2 separate regions of the Homo sapiens genome follow, and region 2 is linked to region 1. A link is an interaction called in ENCODE POLR2A ChIA-PET data of the cell type or tissue named here. Cell type or tissue: GM12878. All regions are shown on one strand.

Region 1 (4,000 bases):
TTCTGTTATTTCCTTGAATAAGCTTTCTACCCTTTGCTCTTGCTGACCTCCCTCTTAAGCACCAATAATTCTTAGATTTGGTCTTTTGAGGTAATTTTCTATATCTTTTAGGTGATCTTTCTTGCTTTTCATTCTTTTTTCTTTTTCTTCTCCATGTATTTTCAAATAGTCTGTATTTGAGCTCACTAATTCTTTGCTCTTCTTGATCCTTTCTGTTGAGAGCTTCTAATGAATTTTTCAGTTCAGCAAATATATTTATCAGTTTCTAGATTTCTGTTTAATTTAAAAAAATTATTTCAATCTCTTTGTTAAATTTCTCTAATAAGTTTTCTGGATTGTTTTCTTGTGTTATCTGGGAGATCACCAAGTTTCTTTAAAACTACTATTTTTGGTTCTTGGTCGAAGAGCTCACCAATTGCTGTTTCATTAGGGTCAGTTGCTAAATCTTTGCTTTGTATGCTTGGGGAAATCATGGTTCCCTGTTTGTGGTTGTTACTTGTGGATGTACATCTATGTCTTTGCATTGTAAGATTAATTTGGTCTTATTTAATTATTATTTTATTTATTGTTGTCTTCTCTGTCTTGCTTCTTTTATTTTTTTATTGGATATATTTGCTTATAGGTTCTTTACTGTCAGGCAACTGCCTCCTTTTCAGTTCTAGATGGCACCTTAAGCCCAGATTTGTCTCAGCTCTAGCAAGTGTTTGGAGTGCTACTCTTCCCAAGTGCAGGAAGTCCCAATGGGGATACCTCAGCAGTGGGATAGGCTGGCAAAGGTTTGTGCCCATGCTCCTGGAGTGTGATGCTGCTTAAAAGCCACTCTTATTTGGCCTTTGGCCAAGTTGTAGAGCAGTTTCCAGAGCTGGAGATAGTAGTCCTGCATCCCTACTTTGTCTCTACCTGTCCTCAGGGATATTTCTCCTTTCAGGCACTAATGATGCTTCTTATGGGCCAGGGGAGGGACAGATCTCCTGTCAGAGAACCCAAGATGGTGAATAAGCTCTTCGTTCACTTTGATCTCACTTTTCCAGTGTCAAAACAGTGATTTTGGGGAGTATTTTTTGCATACTTGGTGCCAGGAAGAATGTGGAGTGAGGCATTGTGGATGTGCCAATTTTCTTACTGCCTACATGAAGTTTTTTCACTTTTTTGTGGCCCCAAGAACTGACTTGTGTTCATAATTTTTGTGTTTGAATTCTGGTATATTTCTGGTAATAATCTTGGCACTGTATATTTGTTTATGGTTTTCTAGGGGGTTATGCTAGCTTGCTTCTCTGCTGCCATTTTGGAACTGGAGGTCCTCAATTCTTCTTTAGAATAAAGAATTATTCTTATTAAAGGAAAAAGAAAAGGATATTAGAACATAAGATATAAGGCAAGTTATGATTTCTATCCGTTTGCTTAAAAAATTATCTATCTATTTCCTTTTGAAGCCTTGCCTTTTAAAGCAGTATGGTATAGTGATTAATAGTGACAGCACTGAAGTTACTCTAATTAGGTTAGAATTCTGGCTTTGCCAGTTTCTAGCGTCAAATCTTATCCAAGTTACTTAATTGCACTGTGACTCAATTTCTTCATTGGGTAGAGGGGGGATAATACCAATTCCAACCTCAAAGTGTTTAGATAATGCTTGTCAAGTGCATAGTGTACCTCCTGGTGCTTAATAAAATTGAGCTACCATAATTAGTCGCAACTTCCTACATTCATATAAATTTTAATGCATAATATACTAAAAAACATGTTGTTTGATTACTTAGCTTTGGTCCTGTCCTAAAGGACATATTACTGTAATCACAAGACATACCCCATCACAACATTGACTGACTTTCGCTATCACATTGTGAATTCAGGAAGTGGAAGTGAGGTTTATGGTCTTGTGTAAATACAATAACTGTAGCCCTTCGTGGAGTCTGCTATTTTTGCTATTGTCACTGTTATCCTGCTAGAGACCTTGACTCTGCCTTTTGCTCTTCTATTTTGATACATTTGGTAGGTCACTCTTAAATTGATATTCCTCAAGTGTTCATTTTACTGATCATTGTAAAGCTTTTGTAAGGAAACAGACCCATGGCAGAAACAGAAACTCTTTTGTTAAGAGAAACACTTTAAGAGACTTTTTCAAAAGAAAAAAAGCTAATAATGCTCTACATAATAACCAACTCTCTGTGTGGCCTGGCGCAAACCTCTTCAAAGCTCTGGGCTTAGTTTCATCATCTGTAATCCTCAAGGAAAGAATGAAATGGCCCTCAAAGAGATAAAAAGTTAGAAAATTTCCTCTTTCTGGATGGCTGCTTCTCAGATATTAAAAACATCTCTACATAGTCATTGGCAGGAGAGAGGAGGGATCCCCTAAAGTCAGCTCCTGGCAAGATTCTTTATTTCTCTCTACTTGCCAAGTTGACAGCCTTCAGACTCTTAAGACGGATCTCATTATGTATTTAAGCTGTGTCTACCTCAGTCTCCACAAGACACCTAGGACTTCCAGGGTACCTGCGATCACTAAAACCCCACTCTATATAATTTTGTATATCTTCTTTTCTGATGTCACCCCTCAAACCTCCCACTCCTGAAATTCATCCATTATGCTCCCTGAATTCATAGCCAGCAAAAACTCAGAATCCTTAACCTCATCTGAATGTTTCCTTCCCCTTCCTGGCCTAACTGAAACCTGTGCCCTGAAGACATTTCTTCCCCTGCCACCCTTTCAGGTGGTGCTGGTTTTTTTTCCTCCCATGTCTCATACCTCTGAGACTGGTGGTGGGGTGGTTTCCTCCTTGCTCCTCATTGCTGTTTCCAAACCATTCTCCCTTTGTCTTCCCTAGCATGCTCAGCTTTGAATCTCATGTCATCAAACTATATCCTCTCCTTATAGTAATCTATTGATTTGTATCTATTCTTGCATATCTTTAAAGAAATGTAGACCCTGGATCCTTGTCAATTTCTGTAACACTAATCTTTTCATAGTTTTTGGTGATATTTATCTTGGATAGATATCATATTTTAATCCATTCACTTTTCTACTCCTTGAGCTCTTTTCCTCCCATGATTTTGCCCTCCATCATAATACATACATTCTCCAATAGTTATGGTCTAGAAATACTTCCAAATTACAACAATCTTTGTAATACTTCCAAAATCTCACTTTGAAGAGCACTACTGTTTAACCAGACCACCTATATGCTGACAATTTTTAAAATTCCTACTGGGAGCCTGAGGCTCCCGGTGGTTACAGTAGGCCCAGATATCAAGTTTTTAATTTCTTCTCTAGCTAAACAACACTCTCTTGTAATTTTATCCAGATCATGGCTTTAAGTACCGTTAATAGGCTGATGATTCCACAAGTTTATCTCCAGACTGGTTATTCTCCAAAACTCCAGCTCATGTTCAACTGCTTAATTAAGGTTTCCACCTGGATTTTTAATTTTTAATAGGCATTTCCAACCTAACATGTCAAACTCAGGAACTGTGTATGTGTTGTTCTCTCTGCCTGGAAAGGTTTTTTTCTTTGGAGATTATAGGCATCAATCCATCACTCTTTTCATGCTTCGCCCAAAGGCCTCTCTAACAGTAAGGCCATCCCTGACTACTCTGTCATAGGCATAGCCACATCCTCCAGACCTATCTACTTCTCTTTCTTTGATTTCTAGCATTTACGATATCAAGATATACTGCCTATTTTACTTATCTGGTATTGTTTGCCTCCTCCTGCTAGAATATAATCTCCATAAAGGCAGTTAGCATTGACTGATTTGTTCATACTAAATCCTTTAGAATAATGTCTGGCACATAAAAAGGGCTTACTATATTTTGTTGGATTAACTAAGATACTGGCATTTTATTTTGTAAAAGTGTTGTACCAATTATCATATTTTTTCTACTTAATGAGGAAAGTTACCTAATTTATTAGAATAAATATTTTCATCTGGCTCTAAGGAGCTCAAGTATGCTGTTTTCATTTTTAATAAAAAATACACCGGAAAAAATCATCAGTGTGTTTTTG
Region 2 (4,000 bases), 74 kb after region 1:
GAAAGTTCTAGTAGCCAGGGTTATGGCCACAGGCTTTGGATATTGTGGCTGTTAATATTGTGTTGGTTTAAATTTGCAGTATTTTTTTTAAATGATCAGGTAAAATGTTTTAAAAGTCATGTATTCATTAAACAATAGATGGATCTTTAGTTATATACCTTTAGGCTGATGAGCTGTTAGAATGATCTGCAATAACAAATATAGAGCTACATAAAGGCAAAGTTTTATAACACATGCAGCAGCAGTGGTAATAGTTACAGCTTATATTAGTTGTGTAGATATATAATCCTTTATTTGAAACTCTTGGGCCTACACATATGTAAGAATTCTGAAAATTTAAAATTTTAGAAAGGTAAGAAGATAAGTGGATTCACAATCAAACCAGTAATTACACTTGCTAATATTTGTAGCATATGCATATTCTCATCAAGTGGTAGATAGAGGCCACTATATAGGCCTTGTGTTGGTCAGCTTAGGTCAGGTTTTGCCACCCAAAATCAGGTGTTAAGTTTTACCTTTATATATATTATGAAAACTTTTTTGGTTTTCAGAGCTTTTTATACATTTCAGAGTCTTAGAATTGTAGACTTGCAGCAGTAGTACTAATAATAACAGTAGTGGTGGCAGTAGTTGGTGAAGGAGACTAGGAAAGATAAGGAGATGAGGACGCACATGTCACAGGTGTGCATATACACATAGTTCAAAAGCAGTGAAAAACACAGCTATAATATTAAGAAGAGGAAAAAGGGTAAAAATGCTGAATTTAGGATGTTGTCTACATTTTGCTGTAATTTTTTTTTCTATATTGACAACAAAGACTCATACAGTCCTTAATTTCTTTGTTCTGAAGTTGACTTTTTTTTTTTAACTATTCCTCTTCTCTGAAATCAGTGGCCATTCTCATTTTGTCAGGGAGTTTTCTTGTTGATTTCTCTTTTTCTATTTTCTAACACCCTCTAACACTCATTAGAAGACCACTTTTTCTACCACAGGCAAGGCATGTTGCATTGGCTAGATGGAAGGATTGAGTCTATCATAGGGACACAAACCCAAAACTGTGACTCTTAGGGGATCCTAGTAATGAAGAATAGGTCACAAATGGTGAGACCTGGTTGGTAGTAATTAAGAGGCTACACCAAGTTGTTGTGTTAGGAAATTATAAAACAATTGATGCCATATCAATGATGAAAGATTATTTTAAGACAGTTGAGTCCTCAGTGATTGATTCCTAATCTGATTCCAGTTTTACTCTTGAACCAAACATGTAAGATAACTTTTAACCTTTGCCTTTTAACATTTGTCTTTTATCATGTGTTAAGATTTTTTAAAATTATGCTTTCAATACTTATATTTTGAAGAAAACTCAGATGAGCAAAATAAAGAGAAAATCAACCATAATTACTATAACAATACTTAGTGGCCACTATTTTTTCAAATTAACCTTTCTATATAGATTAATATATTTCTTACCATGAAATAAATGACAGCAATATCCTATTTATGGAAATAACTTGTTTTTTGGTTATTTGGCAATTGAACAGAGCTTTGGCAAAATGTAGTACACTATATTTGTAGTTAAGTTATTGTAGATTTAATTTTTTACAATAAATTCCTTGCAGTGGAATTTTTGGTACCTCTCCTACTCCTACCTTTTTCCTTTGTATTTTGTTATATATGGTTAAATTGCCCTCTAAATAGTGTTGGTTTTGAATTTTTTGGATTTTTATTGCTTCTTCTATTCCAAAACAAGAGTGCATAAAAAAGGACAAACTGATAATCAACAAAAAATAGATAATCATATATGAAAAGGGCTTAGCATGGTATTAGTGGGTTATAGTAAGGACTTACTATATTATAGCTATTATTAACTTTATTAAGTTATTTAAAAATTTATTACATTATTTCATGAATAATTTATGATACCTTATAAAAATCTATACAACATGAAATATTACATAAATGAAGACATCAGGGGTTATGGAAAAGAAAATAGAAAATAAGAAATTAAGATTTAGGTAAGTATACAGATTCAGAATTTGGTATATTAGATGTTTGTAATAAGAAGGCCATAAATTTGGCCGTGGACATTTTAGCAATTAATAAAAGAGGGTAAGTTTTTGGTCACTTGATTCAGAGTGTTTCCATAAAATAAACGCAAACAAACCAGAAATATGTGTCATGTAGATGATAATAAAGAGGGTACTATGAAATAAATGTAATGAATACAGTTATCTCACTATATGCATAGGGGATTGGTTCCAGTATCCAAATTAGTATTCGAGGTTCTGAATTGATATTCAGCAGATACCAAATTCCAGTAATGTTCAAATTCCTTATGTAAAGTGGCATACTATTTTTTGTATAATCTGTACAAGCCCTCCCCTATACTTTACATCATCTCTAGCTTACTTATAATACATAATATGATGTAAATAGCATGTAAATAGTTTTTATACTGTATTGTTTTTTCCTTGTATATTTTTATTGATGTATTCTAATTTCTCGTTGTTTAGTAAAAAGCATATTTTTTCTTTTTTTTTTTTTTTTTTTTGTCGCCCAGGCTGGAGCGCAGTGGCACAATCTTGGCTCACTGTAAGCTCCGCCTCCCGGGTTCACGCCATTCTCCCGCCTCAGCCTCCCAAGTAGCTCAGACTACAGGCGACAGCCACCACGCCTGACTAATTTTGTTTTTGTATTTTTAGTAGAGACGGGGTTTCACCGTGTTAGCCAGGATGGTCTCGATCTTGGGATCTGCCTGCCTTGGCCTCTCAAAGTGCTGGGATTACAGGCATGAGCCACCGCGCCAGGCCATATAAAACATATTTCTAATCCAATGTTGGTTGAATCTGCAGATGCAGAACCAGATGAAGGGTTGACTGTAATGTACTAAAACATATACTTTCATAAAATGTAGTAGTATACTAAATGTTGACCCTCATTTTATTTATAAGCCTGAAGTACAATTTGGTGAAAGCACTTTTTCAGGGATGGGAGGGCTTAGAGGTGTTGGTTGTTGTGGAGGTGGTGTGGAAACAATATTATCCTAGAACAGTTGGTCGTCCTTATCCATAGGTTCTGCATCTATGGATTCAACCAAATGCAGATCAAAAATATACATATTTTTAAATTGCATCTGTACTGAACATGTACAGCCTTTTCTTCTTGCTGTTTCTCCCTAAATGGTAGCACAACTGTTTTGTTTCATTGTGTCATTGTTTAAGTTTACCTACATGCTGGCTTAGTTTCAATCAGAGATAGATTTGAAGGTATCTTGAGGAATGGAGGAATGTATTTTTGGCCCTGTCTACTCTATGTGTTGTCCATGGGTCAGTAGCATTGTTATCACCTAGGAATTTGTTAGAAAGATTCTAATCTTCTAATCTTAGGTCCCAGCCCGATCTATTGAATCAGAAGATCTGTAGTGATTTATAAGCACTTTAAAGTTTGAGAAACACTGTTTTAAAAGATTCTCCATAAATTATTCACATTAAGTGAGCTTTTTATAAGTAGTGACAATGTGTACGAGGTAATTTTTTTCCTGATAAATACCTGAAGTGCAGAAATTCTATGAATTTAGTCATTGTGTGGGGTAGGAATGCCATTTCTCTGTGAAAGTTGAGGAATGAGATAATACCCAATCAAAGATATTAGAAATACATTCTCAAATAATGAAATAGGACCACAGTTGATGTCAAAATTGTCCTGAAAAAATTTTCTAGGTATTTGGATAATAGAGCTTTCACCCAGATGGATTAATCTGGACAGTTTCAACAAACTGATATATTTATGTAAGCATATCCTGAGTCTCTAGGAATCAGATCCGTGGTGATTTATAAGCACATTGAAGTTTGAGAATCATTCTTTTAGATAATTCTCCATCAGAGTCCTCCAAACAAGGAGTGATAGTCAAGTTGTAATTGGGAGGCTAGGGCAGCCTTTGACCCCAGTGCCTTTGATAGGCAGCTGTAAATCCCATTAAGATTAATTCCCAGAGACTCCC

Evidence for each region. Peaks named below come from ENCODE experiments on the same cell type or tissue, not always from the same donor. Only the 100,000 strongest peaks of a DNase experiment are listed, where the experiment ranks them.
Region 2: POLR2A ChIA-PET joins it to region 1 with 6 read pairs; 2 of 35 experiments call an interaction of 5 or more read pairs at or near these places.

The regions. Positions count from the first base shown.
Region 1 is chr4:149,674,132-149,678,131 of GRCh38, reverse strand. The region is part of intron 7 of IQCM (IQ motif containing M); the gene reads left to right. Among named protein-coding and RNA genes, the nearest start is that of IQCM, 140 kb to the left of the region's middle. In GM12878, no CTCF peak of the experiment used is centred here; a DNase peak (open chromatin) is centred at 1,831.
Region 2 is chr4:149,600,587-149,604,586 of GRCh38, reverse strand. The region is part of intron 8 of IQCM (IQ motif containing M); the gene reads left to right. Among named protein-coding and RNA genes, the nearest start is that of IQCM, 210 kb to the left of the region's middle. In GM12878, no CTCF peak of the experiment used is centred here; no DNase peak of the experiment used is centred here.